Linked DNA regions of Homo sapiens: region 2 is linked to region 1. A link is a contact called in ENCODE Hi-C data. All regions are on one chromosome and are shown on one strand. The core of a region is the stretch at or near the end of the contact, and the rest is flanking DNA. Distances in the headings are between cores, read along the strand shown. Region 1 holds the start of NECTIN1-DT (NECTIN1 divergent transcript). Region 2 holds the start of OAF (out at first homolog).

Region 1 (7,919 bases), core at 3,039-5,538:
TGAGAAGGGAACCAATAACACTCTTAGCCTCAGCAAGCCTCAGGCAACAAGGGCTACCTGTCCCATATGCTCTGAAGTTCAGGTTCAAGAGATGCCTTCCGGGCCACTCAGCCAGGGCAACTGGGCCCAAGCTCTGCAGTATCTCCTCTTCCCCTCCAGCCTTGACTACGGAGGCCTAGAATCCAATTCCAAGGCACTCCACAGTGCTGCCTTATAAATGGGTAAGGAGATTCCCATTTACACATGCTGCAAACCCCAGGCCAGCAGAATTGGTTTTGCCATAATGCCTTGCCCAGCAAGCTGAAGGACACCACTGTATGTGAGAAATAGAGAGAGAGGAAGGAAAATAACCCAATAGCCCCGACACTTGGAATTTCAAAGACCACATGGCAGCAAGCTCTGCACAAGCTGCAGAGAGAGGCTGCAGAGAGGGGTGTGCTGTGACCCGACAGGTCTTCCGAGGGTGTGCATGACACCTGGGGTGTGTGTTCTCTTTCCAGACAAAAGGTGTGGGGAAGCCAATTAGGGAGGGTGTGGTGTAGGTGGGACAACAGCTCGACACACCTGCTTCTCAAGCAGGTCCTCTGCCTCCTCCTAGGGCTCCCCCTATCTCTTTTTGGGATGTAACCCACCTGCCCCACTGACCCTCTCCTCTAAGTTAACAGGAAGAAACTGTGGATTGTCATCTCAGGAAACAGAGGCCTTTGGGGCTTCACCACACTGCTTAGTAAAGTCTGTGTTGTTGAAAACATACTTCTGTGTTTACACTTCAATAGCCAGATTGGGAGTGTTTTGAAGTTGGGGGCAATCACACACACTCCAGGCCCCTCCCTCTTCCTCTCCTCAAACCCCCAGACCCAGGTTCCCTGTCACAGCCCAGGAAAACCCTGAAAAGAGCATCAGACTGGCAAGTCCCTAGAGAGACGCTATAGCGGGCAATGGGGAGGAAGCCAGCAGGTGATGCAAAGTAGGGTGTGGGCTTGCAACTTCTGGGCCAACCAGCCTCCATCCAAGTGTCAGACTGGGCACAACCATATCCACCTGCCTCCCTGCACCCGTGGACCCTAGAGCAAGCAAGCAGAGAAGGCACCAGGAGCCCAGCCACTGGGCAGAGGAGCTGGGCGGTCCGGGAACTTCGGTGCATGGATGCTACCCATCAGTCAATTACAGTCAATGGAAGAGCATTTATTAAGTACCTCTCTCAACCCTGGTTCCTTTCTCTGCATCCCACCCTTTCATGTAGATTTTTGGCAGGGGTTGTATCCACCTTGAGCCAGGTGAGTTCACCTCCCTGCTCCCACTTCCTGAGTGGGTGGAGCACAGCAGGCCTCTAGCCCCCAATGAAGGAATTAACCATGAAGGAATCACAAAGCTGGGGAAAGAGAATAACAAAAGGAAGGAGAATAGGGTGAGTTCCTTCCCCTTCTCCCAACCCTTCCCACCACCCTTTGTCCATCCCAGGATTACGTTAACCCCTAGTGTGCTGGACCAACCAGAGCTCTGGGAAGCTCTCGTTTCTCTGGGTTCCGGATGTGGACATATGTAATTGAAGGGTTCCTGGAAGCTCAAATCCCCATGGCCAGGCAAGTCCTAGAGCCCGAACTTCTGTATCTCTGGCTGGCTTCCCAGGCCATCCAGTGTGAGAAGACCTCTCACTCTCACCAAGACCACCCTCTGGGGGCAGGGTGGGCAGTGACACCTGTGAGCCCTGGATTTTCCCCACCCCCCACATCGAGCAGGGCAGCACCCCAGGCTTCACGGGTGGAGGCACCCCAGTACTGGCTTTCACAAACTGCTTCCCAGACATCCACCACTTAGTGAGATTGGCGGGGCCCTCGTAGTGAGCTGGCTGGCAGCAGAAGAGGCATAGAAGGGAATGAGGCCAGGCTTCTGCCTTCCAGGAGTGCACCCTAGCCCCGGAACTAGGCAGCCAGACTGTTCCCTCGATAACAAACTGCCTGGCCATTCTGCGGCAAAGCACATTGCAGGAACTCGGGATCTAATATTCCTGCCCCACGAGGAGATGGTCTCTGTACACTGACCCCCTATTCTGCCACCCCAAGGCGGGGACCACGTGCTCCAGTCAAGATCCGCCCCCCTCCCCAAAATCCCATCTTGCTAGAGCTGCAGGTCGTCTCTGGTTTCTACCCAGAGAGCTGGAGGAACTCCCCACACCCCTTGACCCACGCTTGGTGTCCAGTCAGCCGGCGAGCTCGGCAGCTTCCCCAGGGACACAAAGGGTTAAATCCAGGCGAGGGGACTCGGTCGGATTTGCCTCCTAAACGCATTTTCCAGTTCATTCCCCAGCACAATATGCCTGGGCTGGTCCCAGCCTCCGTCCCCACCCCACCCGTCAGAATGGGCCACCAGGGCCACCCCGGGGTCGGGCGCGAGGTTAACCCCTCGGCTGCCGGCAGCCCGCACCTCGAGGAAGGACACGCGGGGCACCCTCGGGAAAGTGGGTCATGCAGCTACTTGGATGGCAGGAAGCCCGCGGTGTCTCCTCCAGGGAGAGCCCCCAGAGCTGGGAGCAGAGTTCCGAGGGGGAGCCCGGTCCCGCGCCAGGCCGGGAGGAGGCTGCCCCGGCCTCACCCTCCAGGAAAGGAACCGCAGGTGAGCGAGGAGCCGCCTCTGCCGCAGCAGCCGACTCTCCGCGCCCGCTGTGGGGCGGTGTGGGGCGGGAGGGGGCCCGAGCGTCCTGAGCCGTCTGGCAAAGGGGCCGCCGAAAGAGACGAAGCCCCCCCGCCATACTCCAAACCCGCAGCTCCGAGACTGACGCCCTCCCCCTGGGGCTGTTGTCTCCCACCCCAAGACGGTGATTACGGTGATTATTTTGCATTTATGTAACACGCAGTGTTTCCAAACTGCTTCCCGAGCAGAGAGCTGGTTATTAAATAAACAGAACGCTATTACATATTATTATTTTTTGTAAAGAACTGAGCGGAGAAAGTGCTTTCATGCTACATAGAGACGTGCATCTGACTGCTTCCCTGCAGGGCAGGCGGTTCGGCTTCTCAACCTCTTTCTCCGCCGTGCCACCTCCCACCCCCTTTACCCAAGCCGTGACCCAACTTTTCTGGCTCCTTTCACTCCCCACAATCCAGTCGTGCCCGCCATCCGGCTCCCAGCCCCGGGGAGGCATTGGATGGGGGTGGGGACAGCAGAGGTGAGCGCTCTTACCTGGGAGGAAGAATGCGGTCAAGCCGAGAGCGAGTCCCCACCAGCGTCCAGCGGCGCCCGCAAGCCCCATCCGAGCCATCGGGGGCCGGGGGTCCGGCGAGAGGGGCGGCGAGGGCAGCGCTCCTCGCGCAGCAGAAACCAGCCCGGAAGATGAGGGAAGATCGCTGGCGGTCGGCGGGCGCTCGAAGGATCCAGGTCAGCTGCAGCCGTCGGCCGGGGCGGGGTGGGCTGGGTGGGATCCGCGCGGCCGCAGTCCGGGCCCCGGGCCGCCGCCGGCTCAGAGGCTCGGCAGATGCCCGCCGCAAGTTGCACGAGTCATGCCCCTTCGCCTCCTCCGCTCTCCTCCCGGCGCCGGTCCCCGCCCTCTTCTTCCACGCAGAGCGGGGCTGGGGAGAGGGACCCACCCCCGGCGCGCCCGGCTGCCCGGTTGCGCGGCGCGGGCTCCTGGCCCCGGCCCGCTCACACCCTCCCGCTCGGCTCCAACTTGCAGGCGTCCATGGCCGGCCGTCCTCCGAGGGTGGCGGGACGCACCCGGGCGGCGCAGAAGGCTCGGGGCCCAGGCGGCGGGCGCGGGGCTCGGCGGTCGGCGGCCCGGGTGGCTCTGGCTGCGCGGCCGGGCGCGAGGAGAACGGGTCGGAGGCGCCGCGCGTCCCAGCCGCCGCCGCTCTGCCGGGTGCCGGCGATCCGCAACAATGTGGAGCCGCGCTCGCTGCTCTCGCTCTCTTTCTCTCACTCGCCGAGCTCCAGCCTCTCACCCGCTCGCCCGTGATGTCAGCCAGAGGGGAGGGGTTAGCGTTAACCCCCTCCTGGCCTCGATGCGCGCCCGCCGGGGCCCGGTCGGAGCCCGAGCGCACGCGCCTTCCCGACCGAAGCAGAGGCGGATCGCGAGCGCGGGCTGCGGGGTCCGGCTCAGGACCCTCGCTCGGGAGCTACCCCTCGGCCGCCTTCCAGCTGGGGAGCCGGCTGGAGCGCGGGCTGCCCTCCTCCTCCGCTGACAAAGGCAGGCAGTGACCCCTAGCGGCCGGCGGCGCCGAGGCGCGGCGGGTGGGGGTGGAGTTAGGACCGGGCCGGGGGCGGCGGTGGAGGAGAGGGCGGGATGGAGAATCCCGGCTAGCAGCGTGGGAGCTGGCAGGGCTTCTGCAAGCCCTCTGCTCCCACCCTGGCCCCATTTCACAGACGAGGAAACAAAGGCCCAAAGAAGAGTTCCGCCCGGGACGGAACGTGGCATAGCTCGCAACAGAACCCAGTCTCCGGAGATCCCTCTCCTCTGCACCACTTGGACGTTCCACGGAGAGGCAGCGGTGCGCGGGGCGACGGGGAGCTGCCAGAGAAGTCAGTGGTGGGCATGAGTGGGTGAGACGGGCCCACTGAGGTTTCTGGTAGAGTTTCTTTTCTAATCCCTGCTCCCTTCGGGGGTTCCTTTTCCAAAAATTGAAGCACCCCGCGCCCCGCCCTTGCCCAAACATAGCCTGAAAACGAGCTCTCCTCCAGTTTCCAGGACCTTAGTTTTGAGAGATTTGTGGGATTCCCGCGAAAGTGGATCGTCCAGTCAGTGTCCCTGGCAGGGCAGGGACTCTCCGCCCCATCCCGTTCACCACCCACTACATCCGGGTGTGGTAGGATTTCTGCCAAGGCGACTGCGCCCTCCGGGCCTTCCCTCTTCCCCTTACTCTGGTCCTCCTATCCCCATCCCCTCCCCCTGGGGGAGGAAGACAGACAGAGTTTCCCACTAAGGAGAGCCGAATTCTCCCCAGACCCTGGCCGGACACTGCTCCCTCTACCCTTTGCCCAGCCCTCTAGGCGGGCAGGAGCAGAGGGGAAGTGGCTGTTTCTGATAACACGTAAATTCTGGTTCCTCACTGGAGAAGGGGCAAAGACAGCGCCATATTCCCACTGTCTGGAATCCGGCCCTGGAGTGTCTCGGTTTCTCGCGGAAGTAGTCAGATCTGGCATTGTCATGAACACTCACCCACTCACTGTATGGTCTTTTACATTTAACAAATGTAACCTGGGCTTTCTTTGTGTCAAAACACAGTGCCTGGCTTGGGGATACAGAGACATCATCATTGTCCTGAAGGAACTCAATCTAGTTGAAGGGTGGGGGAAGACAGACATAGAAACGGATGTCGTAAACAAATATTTAATATGGGATTGTGTGGGTTTGGTGGGTCACAGAAAAAGTGCCCAGTTTAGCCCGGGGTGGGGTTGGTGTAAAGGCTTCAGGGAAGCGAACACAGGGTCTCGGTGAGTCATCTATCAGACCAAGGTAAGTGCTGGAGGGCAGAGACATAAAAGAGACTGGATTTAAGGTAGAGGGTCAGCACGAGCAAAGGAATGAAGGTAAGCAATAGTCAGGTGAGTAGGGGGCCCACAAAGGGTTGACTGGTTTAGCCTGAGCCTAAGACTTGAGGAAAGGAGAGGTCTGCAGATTCGTGAATCATGCCCGGTAGCTGCTAGGAGGGTTTTAAACTGGGGAACACGCTATCAGATTTAGTTTGTGGCAGCTGGGAATCTCCCATCTGGCTGCTGAGTGCTTTAAGGGCCAGGGTTGAATTGAATTCATTGTGATGGCCTTTAGCTCTGTGCCAGGCACACTGCAGGAGCTGAAGGCATGGTTTGAAGGGGCAATCCCAGATGTACCAATGTCTTCTTGTTCCCTGCTCTTACCCTCCCATCCTCTCCATCTTTATTTTATTTTATTTTATTTTATTTTATTTATTTTATTTTATTTTATTTTATTTTAATTTAATTTAATTTTATTTTATTTTATTTCATTGAGACAGAGTCTTGCTCTGTTGCCCAGGCTGGAGTGCAGTGGCGCCATCTCACCTCACTGCAACCTCTGTCTCCCAGGTTCAAGTGTTTCTCCTGTCTCAGCCTCCCGAGTAGCTGGAATTACAGGTGTGTGCCACCACGCCCGGCTAATTTTTGTATTTTTAGTAGAGACGGGGTTTCTCCATGTTGGCCAGGCTGGTCTGGAACTCCTGACCTCAGGTGACCTGCCCTCCTTGGTGTCCCAAAGTGCTGGGATTACAGGCATGAGCCACTGTACCCGGCTGCACTCTCTCCATCTTTAGGTCAGGCTTCTTTGATCCTCTGATCTTAAATGAGCTTCCAAAGAGGGTGCGGCCAGCAGGGAAGATGTGGCTGCCTGGGGATTGGTTGGGTGGAGAAGATGGAAGCAAGTAAGTGATATAGTATGGTTGTTCACTCATCATCTTTAAACAAGCAGGGAAGGTTGCTGGGGGAGGGGACATTTAACTGAGACCCTGAAGGACAGATCAGATTTGGACCAAAAGAGGCAGGAGAGAGACTCCTAAGTGGAAGGAACAGCTTGTACAAGAACATGGAGGTGCGTGGAGGTGGGAGAGGTGCCACCTGTGTTAGGACAGTAGGCATTCCAGTTTGTTTTGCGTTTTAGAGATGTATAAGAGAAAGGGACAGGTAGGCGCAAACAGAAGGCAAAAGGACCAGAAGGTTTCCTTTAGTGACAGGGAAGAAACACAGGATCAAGCAGCAGGAAAGCAGGCTTTGGTTCCTGCTCTTAAGCTGTGAGCCCAGGAGTCACTCTTGCTTCTTACCTCTTCCTGAACCACCATGTTCCAATTTTGTTGATTCTGCCCCTGAGATATATATATATATATATATCCTTTATATATATATATATAGTCTAGTGACATTGATATGCCCCTGATATGCCCCTGAGATATATATATATATCCTTTATATATATATATCCTTTATATATATATATTCTTTATATATATATATATAAAGTCTAGTGACATTGCTCCATTTCTCCTGTTATTAATCTAGTCCATGCACTCATGATTTCTACCTGGTCTTTACAATACTTTCTGACAGTATAGCCAGTCTGCACTGAGATGGGGAGTAAAATGTAACAGTCCAGCACATGGAACTCTGGAGAGCTAATCTGCCTGGATTGGAATTCTTAAACTCCAGCTCTGACACCCAATAGCTATGTGTCCTTGGGCAAGTGACTTAACTTCTCTGTGCTCAGGTACCTTCTCTGTAAAACAGGGAGAAATAAGAGCACCTACCTCTTGAAGTTGTGAGGATTAAATGAGCCTTGAGCCAAACATGTGAAGTGCATGGAACAATGCCTGGTGTACAGTAAAAACTGTCTAAGTATTAGTCATCATTATTATTGTCATCTGTCTCTCCACATCCAGTTTTCCCCTTCCTGAAAATGGTTTATATATATTTTACAAGCTTTATTTTGAAATAATTTTGGATTTGCAATAGAGTTGTGAAAATGGTACAGAGTTTTCATATGCCCTTCATTCATCTTCCCTGAATGTTAACATCTTATAGAACCATGGTACATCTATCAAAACTAAGAAATTAGTGTTAGTATAATACTATTAACTGAACTACAGAATTTATTCAGATTTCCCCAGGTTTTTTCCCACTAATGTCTATTTTTTGTTCCACAATTTAATCCAGGATACAACATTACATTTAGTAGTGGATTATTTTCAAATGCAGATGGTCAAGTTGCAATGCCCAGGAACAATTTCTTGGCCTGCCAGACTCTTAGACCAGTGTCAAGTCCTCAACAAGGCCTAAGGGGCCCATGCCTGCTTCTGCAGCCTCATCTCACCCTGCTCTGAGGCTTCAAGGAGGAGCCACTGGGATTTCCAATCATCCCCTGCTATAGACTTTGCATACTTGGGACCACTTTCGTGATGGTTTATAGTGCCTGATTCACTCCCCAT
Region 2 (7,919 bases), core at 3,631-6,130, 480 kb after region 1:
GCCTCCCAAAGTTCTGGGATTACAGGCGTGAGCCATCGTGCCCAGCTATGTTTGGGACTTTCAAGAGTCAATGGGCAACATGGAGCTCTGTGCCGTGTCAAAGGAGGAGACAAGCCCTGGCTTCAGAATGCCAGGCTTCTAATCTGAGCAGCACCACTTACAGCTGGCCTAGGTTCTTTTGTAGCCTCTGGTTTCAAACACAAATACTGTGAAATAATTATAGCAAGAGGCAGAGGGTAAAAGGCACCTGAAGAGCTACCATAATCAATGGACTAATCAATGGACTGAGATCTGCCTTGGCTTGCAGCTCTGATCATCCAGGCTTCCTTTTCCTTCCTGAAAGTCATGGATCCAGCCCACCTCCATGACAACTTCCCTTCTGCCTGGTTTTTCTGCCCGAAAAGAATAGCTTCTCCATGCCTATCCCAGCCATCTCCACTTCTCTTCCCTTTCCACTCAGTATCCCCACCAGCTGTCTCTCCAATCCACTTTCCCACCACACCCTTGATGGATGGAACTGCATAATTGTGTGATGGCGGAAAGCTAATTTGTACTTCTGTGCTGGCAATGAAGTGTCTGGAGCTTTGCAATTGACATTGAGAAGCAGAGGGGATCCCTCACTCCATCCCTGGTTCTCCCTCAAACTCAAATCGCAAATCCTCCACTCTATCTGCAAAGGCCCAGAGACAAAGGGGCTGTAACCTAACCCAAACCAAACAGCCACTCACAGAAAGTCATGGGAAGAAAAAAATCTTTCCAGTCTTGCAAAGACAAGCACCTGGTGGTTCTCTCCCTGTCTCTCGGTAAAGGTCATTGGTTCAGTTTCCCTTTCCACCTCCTGCAGGGTCTTGTCAGCACCTGTTTTCTTGGGCACAGATTGGGAGATGGTTTGGTGTTTCTCTTCCTCCCAAATTAAGGCACACTCAGACCAAAAAGCAAAGGGAAAGTGCCTCCCGAGGTTTTGCTGCTATCCATTTCTCAGTTTCGGAGGTCTCAAGACACAGAAAACTTAGACACCTAAAGAGGATAGAGAGGAAGAAATATTTCTTTTTTATGTATTTATTTTTTTCTTTGAGACCAACTCGCTCTGTTACCCAGGCTGGAATGCAGTGGCACGATCTCAGCTCACTGCAGCCTCTGCCTCCTGGGTTCAAGCGATTCTCGTGCCTCAGTCGCCGGAGTAGCTGGGATTACAGGCGCCCACCACCACACCCGGCTAATTTTTGTATTTTAGTAGAGACGGGTTTTGCCATGTTGGCCAGGCTGGTCTCGAACTACTGACCTCAGGTGATCCACCCGCCTCGGCATCCCAAAGTGTTGGGATTACAGGTGTGAGCCACCGCGCCCAGCCAAAAAAATGTTTCTGAAAGAATATGTGTACATGCACGCGTATACATGTGGCAGGGGGTGAGAGGGAGAGACTTGTATAATCAGAGATTTAGTATGTGATACAATGGGAAAGAATAAACAGAATTAAAGGATAACAGCCACCATTTATTGGATCTGTACTATATGCCAAACATGTTGCGAAATATTTTATGCACAATGTTTCATTTAATTTTCAAAGCAACCCAGTGAGGGAGAAACGTATGCGCCCATTTTACAGTTGAAGAAACAGGCTCACTGACGCACAGCTCATGACTGGGGCCGAGCTCCAGGACTGAGATCCTGATGCCCATTTTCTGAACCACTACTGGCTACTGCTTTCCAAGGGCTAGAGATGAGAAAAAAAAGGAAATTGGTTTATGGTGTGGCAGAGGTCTTGCGATGAGACATGAAGAACTCTCTGACAATGAGGGCTGTTTGGTTGTAGTCGGAGTAATTAGGCTTGTTAGAGCTCTTCCTCTGACGGCCTTTACATTTAAGATGAATGGATGCTTCTATGCCCGGATGGTTTGAGGGAAACGCTGTCTGTTCCCAGCACGGGGCTGGCCTGTTTGAACTAGCTGACGGCTTCACTGGGGATACAGGATTGCCACACGCGAAACCGTTAGATAACAGGAGAAGATAGCGCAGGATGTGAGCCCCGAGTGGGACTGGCAGAAAGTGAGGGCTACCGACAGGCAGAGGCTACTGTGGTTCAAAGCAAGGGCTTTGTGGTCAGGCGGGCAGACTTGTGTTTGAGTCCCGGCTGGCTCTACTGCTTTTGTGACCTTGGGTATGTTGCCTAACCTCTCTAAGCTTTGGTTTCCTAGTCAGTAAAAAGAGCCTAAGAATAGAACCTACTTTGGAGGGATGCCATGAAAATTAAATAAGATGATCCATGTAAAATGCTTGGCACAGAACCTGGACATAATCAAAATACAATGGGGGAGGAGCTGCTATAATAATGACTATTGTTGGAGTCCAGAGGCCGGAGACAGTGGCACAGAACAGAGGGCTAGGTCGGTGGGGAGTCGAGAAAGTCTTCCTGGGAAACCTGAGTTTTGTCCTGGAGCTTGAAGAGGTGGTCAGGTGAAATCAATAGCAAGGCATAGAGATGTAGGTAGGCAGGGCTTATGTAATGGAGTGAGATTTCAAATGCCCTATCACTTTCAAAGAAAAATCTGGTTTGATCTGTGGTTGAAGTAGAGAAGGAAGTTGACTATGGGGAAGAGGTGGGAAAGAGATGAGGTCTTCCATCCTTGTTTCCAAACCCAAAATGTGAACAGAGACAAACCTCAGGGACCTAAACAAGAAATCTGACATCCAGGGCTTCTTTGCCCACTTCTGGGCTGTTGTGGGAGGAGAAGGGGTAAGAGCCTGGGAAATGGCTGAGGGCAGAGCTGGTGGCGGATGGGGACAGGACCTGAAACAAGGGAAGTTAGGAAATGTGGGCGAGGCCCTTAATGACTGTGTGGGCTGACTCATGTGGGAGACCTAGCTTCAAGGCCGCATGGAGATCCAGCATCCTGTCAGGCGGGAGGCCAATTTCAAGACCCTGGGCATCTCTAGTCTAAACGGTTGCCAGCTAAGAGTGGGAGTCCTTAGGGGAGCAATCCTTGTGCTAATCCAATTATTCCCTAACAGCCTGCCTTATCTCCCGGATGTGAAGATGAACTCCTTAGGAGCCAGGTTCTCCAGGAAGGATGCTGCTTGTTTCAGATGCTCTATGTTTTTGTTTTGTTTTGTTTTGTTTTGTTTTGTAGAGACGGAGTCTTCCTCTGTCACCCAGGCTGGAGTGCAGTGGCGCAATTTTGGCTCGCTGCAACTTCTGCCTCCTGGGTTCAAGCAATTCTCCTACCCCAGCCTCCCGAGTAGCTGGGATTACAGGCGCACGCCGCCACACCCAGCTAATTTCTTTTGTATTTTAGTAGAGACGGGATTTCACCTTGTTGCCCAGGTTGGTCTCGAACTCCTGAGCTCAGGCAATCCGCCCGCCTCGGCCTCCCAAAGTGCTAGGATTACAGGCATGAGCCACCGCGTCTGGCCCAGACGCTCTATGCTTAAACATCTGCCAAATACCTGCTGTCAACCACTTATGTCGAGCATCATGTGGGCCTTGTCAAAAATGCTAATCCTCAGTTCTTTTCCCTAGAATCTGATTCCATGGGTTTAGGGATTCGGGAATCTATTTTCTAACAAGCATCCAGGTGATTCTTCAGGAAAGGCAAATTTGGAAAAGGCTGACTTGGTAGTCTCTTAAATTCCCTTCAGTCCTAAATCTAGGCAGCAGAGAGCGGGTAGCGGGAAGGGCCCCTGGATGATAGCAAGAGGCCGATTCTAGCCGGACCCTGCAGTTCACATGGCCCTGTGCTGGGGAAGCCCTAGAAGGGAAGGAGGCTGCAGAGAAGGGAGTTTTCACCCATCAGTAATCAAGGTCCCAACAGAAGTGAAAATGGAAGTCAGGGAACAATTGGTTTTGAGCATCTTCGTGGGGCTTTTTCCCTTGCCTGGGACTGGCAGGACAGTGTAGGTCTGAGCAGCTTCCACGATACACACGGGGACACTTAAGCCCAAAGAATTTTTAAAACGTGCCTAAATTCCACAACTAATCAGAGGAGGCAGCAATCCAGATCTCCTGGTCTTCACCCTTCTTATTGTTGGGGTGCACCGCAGGGCACGCATGTTTCCTTGTGGCTTGTGGGAAAGCCACTGTCGTGGAGCGCCAGCGTCCCGAGTCCCTGGAAATTCTCCCAAGTGACCTGGAATCCAACATTTCCCTGGATTTTCATAGTCTATAATAGAGAGAAAGAACCGGGTCTGCGGTGGTGGGCAGGACTGAGGAAAGGCCGTGAATGCGGGAAGCACGGGAGGCAGGACTGAAAAGGAAAGAGGCACAGGGGCTCACAAAACCTGAGGGCCGCGTCCCAGTGGGTGACCTGACCCATCAAGGTCTAACACCTGGCCGTGGCAAAGCTGGGCGAGAACCCCCGATCCACCCTCCCAGTGTGGGGCAGGGAAAAGGCAGAGTGCAAAGCGAGGTCTGATTTTGCAGAAGCTTTTTAGAAATTCGCTGTCAGAGAAACTGAAAGACCAAACAAAACCCCTAAAAATCCAAGCCCGATTATTTCATCCACGTGGCACAAAAGCAAGCCAAAAAAAAAAAAGCGGGGGGGGGGGGTGGCGGTGCAGGGCGGGGGAAGAGTCACCCGTCCTGCCCCTGCTGGAAGGAAGGGATTTGCCCCGGGAGAGCAAACTTCTGACTCCGCCTGGGTCGCTGACTCCGCGCGGCCGGGCGGGAGGGAGGTCGAGGAGGCCGCTCGCACAAAGCCGCGGAGCCGCTGCCCCCTCTCCCCGCCCCCTGCCCGGCCAACGCCGAAGTGCGGAGAGCAGCCGCGGGCCCTTTAAGGGCCGCGAGGTGCGCGGTCTCTTTAAGGCGGGTCCTGGTGGTTTCTGTTTTCTGAAGGAAGTGACGGGGGGTGGGATTGAATGAAAAGTGCAAAACACAGGCTCGCAGCGCTGGAGCCCGGGGCCGCGGAGCCGGGCCGGGGCAGCGCCGTCTCCGCCTCGGGGCCGCCGGGGGCGCCCTGCTGAGCGCTACCCACGTGCGTCCGCGCCACCTCGCGGGCGACCCCGCGGCCAAGGCCCCCGGCGGAGCGGCTCCCGGGCGCCCCGAACTAGCCCCCAACTTTGGGCGAAGTTTGCCTGCGCCTCTCCCCGCCCCCACGCGGCGCGCCGGGGCCGCGGACGGCAGCGGCCCCCGGGGATGCGCCTTCCCGGGGTACCCCTGGCGCGCCCTGCGCTGCTGCTGCTGCTGCCGCTGCTCGCGCCGCTGCTGGGAACGGGTGCGCCGGCCGAGCTGCGGGTCCGCGTGCGGCTGCCGGACGGCCAGGTGACCGAGGAGAGCCTGCAGGCGGACAGCGACGCGGACAGCATCAGCCTCGAGCTGCGCAAGCCCGACGGCACCCTCGTCTCCTTCACCGCCGACTTCAAGAAGGTGAGGCGCCCTCACTCGCCGGGGTGGCACCTTCAAGCCTGAGCCCCCCGGGATCCCAGGCGCTCTCTTGCCTGCAGACGGAAAGACGGGCCCAGGAGGGAGACGCAGCTGGCCCAAGGTCACGCCGGGCTCTTCTCTACACCTCTTTGCCCACTCCCCAGGGCCCACCCCTTCATTCTCTCCAAAGAACCCCTCTGCTTCCCTTTCTCACTCCCTCCTCCAGCGCTCCCAGAGCCCCCCAGGTGCTAACCCTCCTCCAGAACTCCTACTAACGACTGGACTCCCTTCTTGGAGTCATTCCCCTGTGCTCTAGTGGGAAAGTCCTAGGCGAAGTGTTCTCGCTGTGGGCTCTCACTGTGGGTTCTCCCTGTGTGATCTAGAGCAAGCAAGCCTCTTTCCTCCTATGGGCCTGGCTTCTCACCCCTGTACAGGGCACTGAGGGGTCTGCGAGGCCTCCCAGCCCTGACATTTTGGAGTCCCTCTGTCACCTCTCCCTCTGTTTCACTTTTCTGGGGAGAGCTGGTTGCCCCTGGTCCCTCTCAAGCCGGGAGAAGCCCTGTCTCCTCTTTGGTCTGGAAGGCTGGGGCGCTTGCAGCAGGAGGATCCTGGAGAGAGACCCCAGCTGAGGCCCCCTCCCTCTGGGAGAAGTGCTGCCCTTCACTCTGCCTGGCAGAGAAGCGAGCCAACCCCCCTATTTTGGCCCAGATTAGGGTTAGGGAGTTAGAGACCAGCCCGGTGGGTGGGTGGGTGGGTGGGTGTGGGTGTGTGGGTGTGTGTCCCAGATTACGGTTTGGGAGTTAGAGACCAGCCCGCTCTTGGTGTGTGTGTGTCTGTGTTGGAGGGAATAAGAAGGGCCTTGCACCCAGGGGGCTGGGGGATTATCAGGAAATGGGCCTGGATGGTGAGTGACTAACAGTGACCCAGCAGCAGGAAAGCTGGAGGAAAAGAGGGTGGGTAAGTCTTAGGTATTCAAAAGGAGCGTTCTGTCTCCTTCCCCCAGCTAAAGAGAGGCCCTGTGAGGCTCTGTCCCTGGGGGAGTGCAGGGGTGAAGCCGATTAGATAGCTGGGGGAGCCCGGGGCCCCGGGGACCCTTGCTGAAGCTGCCTGTCTTTCCTCCCTCGTAGAGACAGGGCGCTTTAGAGGAGAGGTGGCGGAGTTTGGGAAGTCAGTTAGGGACCCAGCCAGATTGCCATAGTTAGCAGGGGTGAGGGGTTAGGCTTGACCGCTAGAGGTGGGTGGGGTTGGGGGGTGAGGCTTGACCGCTGATTGCCCCAGGGCCACGGAGTTGGCACTGACATTGGACATAAGCAGGCAGATGGGGGGTGGGGTAGTGAGCGTTCACAAATGGGAAGACTTTGTAGCCCATCCTTACTCCGCAGGCCTAAGCTAGGCACCCTGCCTCCCCACCTAAACCCTAGGAGAATTTTATCAAGTGTGTTCTGTTCCTGAAAAATCTATGTTAGTGGCTGGATCCATCAGGAATCGGGGATCTAATCTTCTGTCCAAGCCCTTTGTCCTTGAAAGTTAGCCTTAGGCCAGGCTGTGAGGCTCCCAACCCCCTGCCCACTGGATGTCATCTTGTGGCTGCACTAGAATCCTGCAGAGAGACTTCCCTGGCTGTGGCCAGGACAGTGAAAGGCAATGGGTAGGGCTGAGCTTTTATAGCCTTTAGCTACATCTGGAAGGTTTTTATTGCTGTGATCTGAAGGGAGAGGCTAAGAAGTACCCAGGTAGCTGTGATGTGCTGGCAGTAGTGGCTGATGGCGGGGGTGGGGTGCTGGGGATTGGAGTGAGGGTATGCTGGTCATCTGACTGCCCAGTTAGAAAATGCATCTGGAGATTGTGAGCACCTCATTTGAATCTCTACAGTGGTTCAGACCTCCACCCAGGTTTCTAAAGTCTGATTTTCAGGTTAGCCTCTGACCCAGAAGCTACCATTTCATACCCACCTCTGGCATCTCCAATTTCATCAGCAAGGGAGGGAATTGGGAGTGGAAGACACCGAAAGGAAACCAGCTTTCCCAAGTCCCTTTAACTCCAGGTTTCTCCATTGGCCTAGGACGGGGTGGAGTTGGAGAGTGCAGTGTGGGGGAGAATAGCCTTACCCTCACCCAGGCCACTCACTCACTGCCTGCACTGGCCACAGCAGCTTCTATGTCCAGATCCTTCTAGGGTGGGTCACCTCTCAGTTCTCAAGGCCCCATGCCTCATAGTGTTTGTCAGATTTCCATAAGAAAGTTTGGTCTAGAAGGAATGATTTTTCCTATAAGAAAAAGACTTCGGCTCGGTGTGGTGGCTCACATCTGTAATCCCAGGATTTGGGGAGGCTGAGGCAGGCTTATCGCTTGAAACCAGGAATATGAAATCTTCAGGCCAAACGAGACCCCTGTCTCTACAAAAAATTTAAAAATTAGCGGAGCACGCTGGTGTGTGCCTTGTAGTCCCAGCTATTCAAGGAGGCTGAGGCAGGAAAACCACTTGAGCCCAGGAGCTGAGGCTGCACTGAGCTGCAATTGTACTACTGCACTCCAGCCTGGGAAGTCACGCTTTTTGTGTTTCT

Evidence for each region. A loop is a pair of places that touch in the nucleus more often than their neighbours do. Pooled maps may share reads with other maps.
Region 2: a loop to region 1 is called in a map of CD8-positive, alpha-beta T cell, with 33 times the contacts of the local background. The contact joins the promoter of OAF here to the promoter of NECTIN1-DT in region 1. A Hi-C loop is called at or near these places in 10 of 168 maps with a recorded cell type or tissue (B cell, CD4-positive, alpha-beta T cell, CD8-positive, alpha-beta T cell and 5 more), 2 of 37 single-sample maps with no recorded cell type and 13 of 50 pooled maps.

Annotation. Positions count from the first base shown.
Region 1 is chr11:119,725,295-119,733,213 of GRCh38, forward strand. NECTIN1-DT (NECTIN1 divergent transcript) reads left to right here and starts at 4,289. Exons shown (of 4, transcript NR_120587.1): 1 at 4,289-4,512. NECTIN1 (nectin cell adhesion molecule 1) reads right to left here and starts at 3,906. Exons shown (of 6, transcript NM_002855.5): 1 at 3,181-3,906. The coding sequence starts at 3,259. RefSeq lists enhancers at 1,488-2,430, 3,230-4,091, 4,092-4,952 and silencers at 3,502-3,821, 3,882-4,291.
Region 2 is chr11:120,206,152-120,214,070 of GRCh38, forward strand. It overlaps OAF (out at first homolog), which reads left to right and starts at 4,881. Exons shown (of 4, transcript NM_178507.4): 1 at 4,881-5,359. The coding sequence starts at 5,129. RefSeq lists an enhancer at 3,634-4,175 and silencers at 4,509-4,768, 4,949-4,998, 5,089-5,198.